3 separate regions of the Mus musculus genome follow, and regions 1 and 3 are each linked to region 2. Evidence: chromatin loops called from intact Hi-C (ENCODE). Cell type or tissue: left cerebral cortex. All regions are shown on one strand.

Evidence for each region. Hi-C counts contacts between places; a loop is a spot of excess contacts. Peaks named below come from ENCODE experiments on the same cell type or tissue, not always from the same donor. Only the 100,000 strongest peaks of a DNase experiment are listed, where the experiment ranks them.
Region 1: a loop joins it to region 2, with 2.7 times the contacts of the local background. A loop is called at or near these places in 2 of 42 quality-filtered maps.
Region 3: it touches region 2 in a loop (2.6-fold over the local background); 2 of 42 quality-filtered maps call a loop at or near these places.

The regions. Positions count from the first base shown.
Region 1 is chr15:39,642,873-39,645,372 of GRCm38, forward strand. All of the region lies in intron 22 of Rims2 (regulating synaptic membrane exocytosis 2), which reads left to right. Among named protein-coding and RNA genes, the nearest start is that of Dcstamp, 100 kb to the right of the region's middle. In left cerebral cortex, no CTCF peak of the experiment used is centred here; a DNase peak (open chromatin) is centred at 1,201.
Region 2 is chr15:39,815,954-39,818,453 of GRCm38, forward strand. The region is part of intron 7 of Dpys (dihydropyrimidinase); the gene reads right to left. Among named protein-coding and RNA genes, the nearest start is that of Gm16291, 20 kb to the left of the region's middle. In left cerebral cortex, a CTCF peak has its summit at 1,317 (motif pointing left); DNase peaks (open chromatin) are centred at 411, 1,295, 1,605 and 2,457; H3K4me3 peaks cover 342 bases; H3K27ac peaks cover 1,974 bases.
Region 3 is chr15:39,634,673-39,637,172 of GRCm38, forward strand. All of the region lies in intron 22 of Rims2 (regulating synaptic membrane exocytosis 2), which reads left to right. Among named protein-coding and RNA genes, the nearest start is that of Dcstamp, 110 kb to the right of the region's middle. In left cerebral cortex, no CTCF peak of the experiment used is centred here; a DNase peak (open chromatin) is centred at 1,405.

The sequences.
Region 1 (2,500 bases), 170 kb before region 2:
GGCCCCATTATTGAAGGGAACATAAAAGGAAAAATTAAAACTGATGAATTTTCTTTACACCTAGTCTAACAGATTTCCAGCAGCTCTACTGATAGAATTAGACAATGGTTTTGATTCCCATGTCACGGTTCCCATGATCTGTGCTGAGTTCCACTCATTTCTGTCCCAGAGAGCATGAAATATCAGCAGTGAACATGTCCCACACACCTTGCATCATTAGGCGCTTCAGGAGGCAGTTGTAAGCTTTAGAGTGACAGGTGTTAAATAAGCACTCAGCTGTGCGCTCTACTGATGTTCTCCTAGCTGGATGGAGAACATGCCTAAGTCTCGGGAAATGTGGTTCATAGGAATAATTCTTTAAACTGCGTTGTGAATAATTAGAAGAAATGGACTGTTTAAAATTGAAGAGCACCTTATATAGGGGATATTATATGATTAACAAAAAATGCTTAGTGATCTACTGGAGTAGCCGGTGCCATAGGGAAGTCCTGTGATGCAATAAACAAGGAAAACCTGGCATTTGAAAACAAAGAAGGACGTGTATTTGAGATAAAGCTGAGCCCTGGGGAGGGGTGAGGATAAGATTTATAAAAGAATACTATGGAATAGTCTATCTTCCTTCATACAAACAGATCTTATAGAAAGAAAACCTGAAGGAGGAAGGCCATTTGTTAAACAAACTTTTCCATAGACTCTGAACTTGACAAAGAAAACTAAGTAAAACTAACTAAGAGACTCTAAAAAGAAAAGCCAATGTGATTTTCAGCTTTAACACTGTCAAGATGACATGCTTTCTTTAAAAGAAGCCGGAATATCCTTACTAAATGTGAGAAACTTCTAAATATCTGAATATGTGCAGGAATTTTTTTTTTTAGACAATTGGTTTAACTACCTCCAGGACTCGTTTGAGCAACAGTGGGGAGTTGATGAAGAAGAACAGACAACATAGTAGAAATGTCAGAAAGGGGAGAGCATATTTTCTTCAAAGACAGTCAAAATATAGTAGAATTCGTTCCTTCCAGTTCTGTGACTTGCGTTCGCACTTTTACCTTACCACCTAGCACGCAGGGATGCTTCTGTTATGCTTCTCTTTCTGCTAGCTGTGATCTAAGAACAGAATAAAGTCGCTCGTAGATCTCATGCCCAGGATCCTTTACAGTGCCTCACACATTGTTGGTACGAAATAACTGGGGGAAGCAGATGGTGACAGAAGGAGGGAAGGCAGTTAGCTCAGGGGACAGGAAATCTATCCTCGAAACTTGTCGCCAACATCATCATCTTGTGGAGACCACGCTGGCTGTCACCTCCTCCTTTTTATGTGCTGTGCTCTCTCACTGTCCCATTGTAGAAGGGACTCGTTTGTTTTGCTGTGATTCTCCTGGCTAGATTGTGAGCTCTGTGGGACTATGGATCTTTGCTTTATATGCTAATCCATTTGAGGTACAGGAGAAATAGTGAGTGCCTAAGTATAACTAAAATATCCAAAAGAGGTTTCGATGCTGTTATTAGTGTATATTCACGGTAGCAAGTTTAATAATGACATTTTTGTTCTAGTATACCATATACTCAGACTACATTCACTTTCCATTAGTCTCTCTTGTCCCTCACTCCCTCTCATTCTCTCCCCAGGGTCCCTTTTATGTTTATCTGAAAAAAAAAAAAACTTTATGGAGGAAGCATCAAACACCTTCCATGTGTATCTAAAAGGCACAGACTAAGGATGTGTTAAAGTATGTTTATATTTGTTTTGACTCAATAATTAAATGGAACAGGAATTTAAAACTACACTTCTGACACAGATAATCAATGTGGAATTGGCTATATACAAGAATTTTCTAAAGGCAGAGCAGGGGCATCTGATTACTGTACAAAGAATGAGGAGAAATAAAGGGACATGTGATGAAAGATGTAAGAAAATAATGAAGGGACGCAGTTTAGAGCTAAAAGCAAAATACCTGAAAGATTAAAGTTCACATGACCTGACCTGCAGACATTTTGTATAAGTAGAGCCACTGTGGTTGTTTGAATAAGCTTGGCCCATGGAAAGCCGAATTATTAGGAGGTGTGTCCTTGTTAGAGGAAGTGTGTCACTGTGTAGGCGGGCTTTGAGAGCTCCCAGTGCTCATGCTTAGCCCAACGTAGAAGACTGAGTCTCTTCCTGGCTGCCTTCCGATCAAGAAGTAGAACTCTTGGCTCCTTCAGTACCATGTCTGCCTGAACCTTGCCATGCTTCCAGTCATGATGATAATGGACTGGACCTCTGAGACTGTAAACTAGACCTAATTAAATGTAGTCCCTTATAAAAGTTGCCTTGGTCATGGTGACCCTTTGCAGCTAGGAAACCCTAACTATGACAGCTATGAAAAATAAGGGCCCACACTCTTTGTTTTGTAAACAGAGGAAAAGGCATGAGGTTGGCATGGTGGGGATGTGGGGGGGGGTGTATAATTTGAATCCATTGTATGAAAATTTTTTCAATAAAAAGTTCTCACCAAAAAAA
Region 2 (2,500 bases):
GTTCCTAGGCAGAACCCAGGGGCACATTCATAATCTTCAAGTCATTACTCTTCACTGAATACAAAGTTAAATTCGTTTATCTCTATCTACACTGAGAAAAGGACGGAAATTAAGCAGGAGAGGCAGCACAATGCCTTCCAGAATGGTGAATGCAAGGTCAAAGCTTGCTGTAATTGAGTTTAAAAAAAATAATAAACCCCAAATAACTGGAAACAAAAATATGCCTCCTCTGCAGAATACAGAGCGGCTAGAAGTCTTCATCAAATGTTTCAATGCACACAGTAGTCAGCTGTGCTGGTATGCTTGAGATGCTGTGAGATGCCCTGTAGCTCATAAATACAGAAAAGGGACAGTTTCCATAGTAACTAAGTGCTCTTTAATGAATACCAAAGAACCAGAGCTCAAAGGAGAGCCTTAAATTGCCAGACCACGAGTTGCTGCTGCTCCTGCAGACCTGCAGGCAGCTCACATTCCCCTTTCTCTGATCAGAGTTTTAACAGGTTGGCCATTTTGACTGATCTCTGTTTCAACCATATGACACCTTAAAATTCTGTTTCAATATCACATGAAACCCACACTCTTGATTTCTTCTCTATAAGCTAAGTACCAGAATATTCTACCCCAAAAAAGGCCAAACAACTAGATAAAGGGCTATGTCCTTAACTCTAAAGCTTTGACCGGAGCAGTGAAGCACAGGGCACACACTTCTGTCACAAGAGATAGACACAGGCTCAATGAGCTGTCAAACTGAATACAGGGGACTCTTCATTTCCAAAGCAGAAAAAAAAAAGTTGATAATGTTCTCTTTGCACTAAATGCAGCCTTTTTTTTTTTTTAAATGTGCAATGACACAGAGGAGGTATTGCAGTTGGTTTTGCAGGGACTTTTTCTTTACAGGCTTGTTATGTCTAAGGTCATCTTTCATCAGGATTTCCTACCTTTCCCCTCATACGCCCACTCCCAGTCCTCTCTCGAGATCCATCAGCACACTGATGTCAGTGCCTCACTCTTGGAACCATGCAGCTTCTATAGATTTACAAAACAAGCAGCAGAAGGAGAAAAGTGTGGATGCCCGGCTTTTCTTTCTCCTGACCTCCTTTGGTGACATTAATGAAACCCGGTTTTAGGGCAGCAGGCTATGTGGCAAGCACACTGTTTTCTACGTGCCGTTAATAACCAACAGGAATAACAAACACACAGAAACATCTAGGTACCATGTAGCCCCCAGAGCGTTAGCAATCGCTTCCTCTCTCAGGAGGCTGCCTCCTTACATAACCAGCAGATCGGGCAGCCCAGTGCGGGTTGTGGGCGCCCCCTTCAGGATATGGGATTCAATGCACATTGCCGTCTTCTGTCATTTATGCTAAAAGCATTTGAGGAATTTTGCAGTAAAACATCTAGTGTCTAATTATATGTTAAAACAGAAATCATATATAACACTGGACTGTAACTAATGTTAAAATCACCATCGTAGGATAAATCCATTTCTTCCCTTGATTAAATAATTCTTTTCCACAAGGCTAACTTTGTGAACATTCAGCTCAGTCTATGACAGACACAATTCACATTGGAGGCCATCTGGCTGCCTTCTCTTCTTTCTTCAGGCAGCCTGGACGCCTGCTCCTCCCCCGTGCTTGAGTTTACTCTGCCTCAGCTTCAGTTCGACTCTCGGGTACGGATCCTCTGCCCACTCTCATCCCACGTGACGTGACAGTACACCTCCCTCTGGCCTCATGCAGGACCGCTCTGCTCTGAACCTCTCAAACAGTATTTTTGTTTGTTTGTTTTTTGTTTTTCGAGCCAGGGTTTCTCTGTATAGCCCTGGCTGTCCTGGAACTCACTTTGTAGACCAGGCTGTCCTCGAACTCAGAAATCCTCCTGCCTCTGTCTTCCGAGTGCTGGGATTAAAGTCGTGTGCCACCACGCCCGGCTTCATTTTTTTAAAATTTTTTATTAGGTATTTTCTTCATTTACATTTCAAATGCTATCCCAAAAGTCCCCTATACCCCTCCCCCCCCCACCCTGCTCCCCTACCCACTCACTTCCACTTCTTGGCCCTGGCGTTCCCCTGTGCTGGGGCATATAAAGTTTGCAAGACCAAGGGGCCTCTCCTCCCAATGATGGCCAACTAGGCCATCTTCTTCTACATATGCAACTAGAGACACAACAATGAGAGGTACTGGTTAGTTCACATTGTTGTTCCTCCTATAGGGTTGCAGACCCCTTCAGCTCCTTGGGTACTTTCTCTAGCTCCTCCATTGGGGGTCCTGTGTTCCATCCAATAGATGACTGTGAGCATCCACTTCTGTATTTGCCAGGCACTGGCATAGCCTCACAGGAGACAGCTATATCAGGGTCCTGTCAGCAAAATCTTGCTGGCATATGCAATAGTGTCTGGGTTTGGTGGCTGTCAAACGGTATTTTTAACACATCCCTTCTGAGAGTAAACTATCTCATCTTATATTCCCTCTCCTCTTCCTGGACCAAAGGAAGGACCAGT
Region 3 (2,500 bases), 180 kb before region 2:
CAACAATACGAACTAACCAGTACCCCCAGAGCTCCCTGGGTCTAAACCACCAACCAAAGAAAACACATGGCGGGACTCATGGCTCCAGCTGTATATGTAGCAGAGGATGGCCTAGTTGGTCATCAATGGGAGGAGAGACCCTTGGTTCTGTGAAGGTTCTATACCCCAGTGTAGGGGAATGCCAGAGCCAGGAAATGGCAGTGGGTGGGTTGGGATTTTCGGAGGGGAAACTAGGAAAGGGGATAACATTTGAAGTGTAAATAAAGAAAATAATAATAATTTTAAAAGGTACATATAAAAAAGTTTTAAACCATAAATATGGTAGGACCTTTAGCATTTTCAAAGACACTATTACCTAATAGACAATTATGTGGTGTCAAGCAGTCTTTATTCCTATATTTGGTTATTTTGAATCTGATAATAGTGAGCAACTGAATCATGATCAACATGGCACTGTAGCAACACCTTTTTAAGTTATCCAAAGTGATGGGGAAAACATACTTTCCCCAGAAGAGCGGCTGTCTTAAAATTCATTCTCAGAATCAGCTTGGTGAAAATTTGTACTAGAGTCATATAACCCATCCCTAAATATAGTTTACTTAACAATTATCTAATCTTAAGCAACAGATAGTCAAGCATCACTTAAAAATGGAATTGTGTTCTGATAAAGGTGTCATTAGGACATTTCATCACTGTGAGAGCATAACAGAGTACTCACAGCCTTGATGATACAGAGCAGTCACCCCAGCCATCTGCTTGACAAAACCAGAAGGCCTGATAAACATGTATGAGGGTACTGCCAGGAGAACATAGCATGTGTGTGTGTGTGTGTGTGTGTGTGTGTGTGTGTGTGCGCGCGCGCATTTTCGCATGTATGTATGTTTATAAGTAGTAGTAAACTATAAAATATATACTTATATATTATGTGTGTATATAGGACTAGACTATAAAATGCATGTATTATATATATTTATATATGTTTATATTTCTACATACTGTGTGTGTGTGTGTGTGTGTGTAAAAGAAGTAAACTATAAAATAAGTTAAAAATGCGGTATGGTAGGGAAAGGGTCAGTAATGCTCATTTTTTTATCACTTTCCATCTTTTCTACTGAATATGTTTGTGTGCTACATACTTTGTTTGACTGACAGCATGGTGGGTTTATGTGCAACCAACATGACCACTAATACATGAATAACGTGTTATGCTATGAAATTTCCTTCCTTGGCTGTGGGCCACCATGTGTGTAGCATGTTTACTGAAACATTTTGTTCTGATTCCTGCTTGTAAAATAGGCACAGAGCTCTTCTGAATCATACCATGCTCATTATAAGCTCAGAAGTGGCGCTTAGATGGCAGTGTAAGGACTTCTGCTGTCATGAGGCATAATAAAGCTATTTTGGGAGGAAAGTTGTTGGCATTTAATAGTATTTGAACATCGGTCTCATTTTCCTTGCGGTACAAAAAGAGTGGAAAGTGTGAATCTTTATTTTTCTGTCTTAAATTACTAACTCATGCAGAAGTAGTTCAGCCTGTGCCAGAGAGGTTTCATTGGGAACAAAATTGCTACTCCATTTGTTCTATGTGAATGAAATGTAGGAATTTAGCTTTTAAGCTGAAAAGATCTGTTGAAAATTGTGTCAAGAGCTTAAGTTCAGCTTCTTCTTTCTGTTAGCCTGAGTAACTTCAATGCTACCTCCATTCATTCCTTCAGCAAATACTCCTTGAGTAACTACTGTGTGTACATGCTGTACCACCTATGAAAGATGGAGCTTTGAATAAGACAGACACACATGTTGCAATGTCATGTGGCCTATGAGCCAGTTTCCACACTAAAGTGCCCTGTGTGTAAGCACACTAGGGAGAGTGTCTCTTCTGGTGAGGAAGGAGTCAGCACAGGTAGTGCTCAGGGAAGTGGTATGTCTCAGCCATATACCTCTCTGTGTAACGCTGAACGCCAGATCACCGAGCACAGAGACCACTGAGGGGCATCTGCTCACTAAGCTAGCTCCCCTGTGATCTTGGGGGGAGAATTTGTTTCTATACCTACATGCCCAGAAACAAACAAATCCACCCAAATATTTTAATTAATCTACCTAAGGTCCTAACAGCTTCTTTGCTGAAAGCGGGGGTGGGGGGCTGCTCTTGCATCCTTCCCAGCAAAGCATCCGTCTCTGTATTCTAACATTCCCGCCAAACAGCACACCAACACCAGTGGGAATGGGGGCAAGCAAGGGCATAACTCTCTGTAATAACTTTTGTTTCTGTAGTACTAGTACCACTAATATTATATTAGTACTTCAGTCTGCATTTAGGTTAAATTAATTAGTCCTTACCCTTGCTTATTTTTTTTTGTTATTGTTGTTGGAGCTTATGCTTTTATCTTGTGGTTTTCAAACATTTCAAAACTGTTTTTATCTGACTTAAAATATTGCAAGAATATTCACCCTAACATCCATCACTCTTGTACAAGCAGTTCGGAATTAAACTGAACAGTGC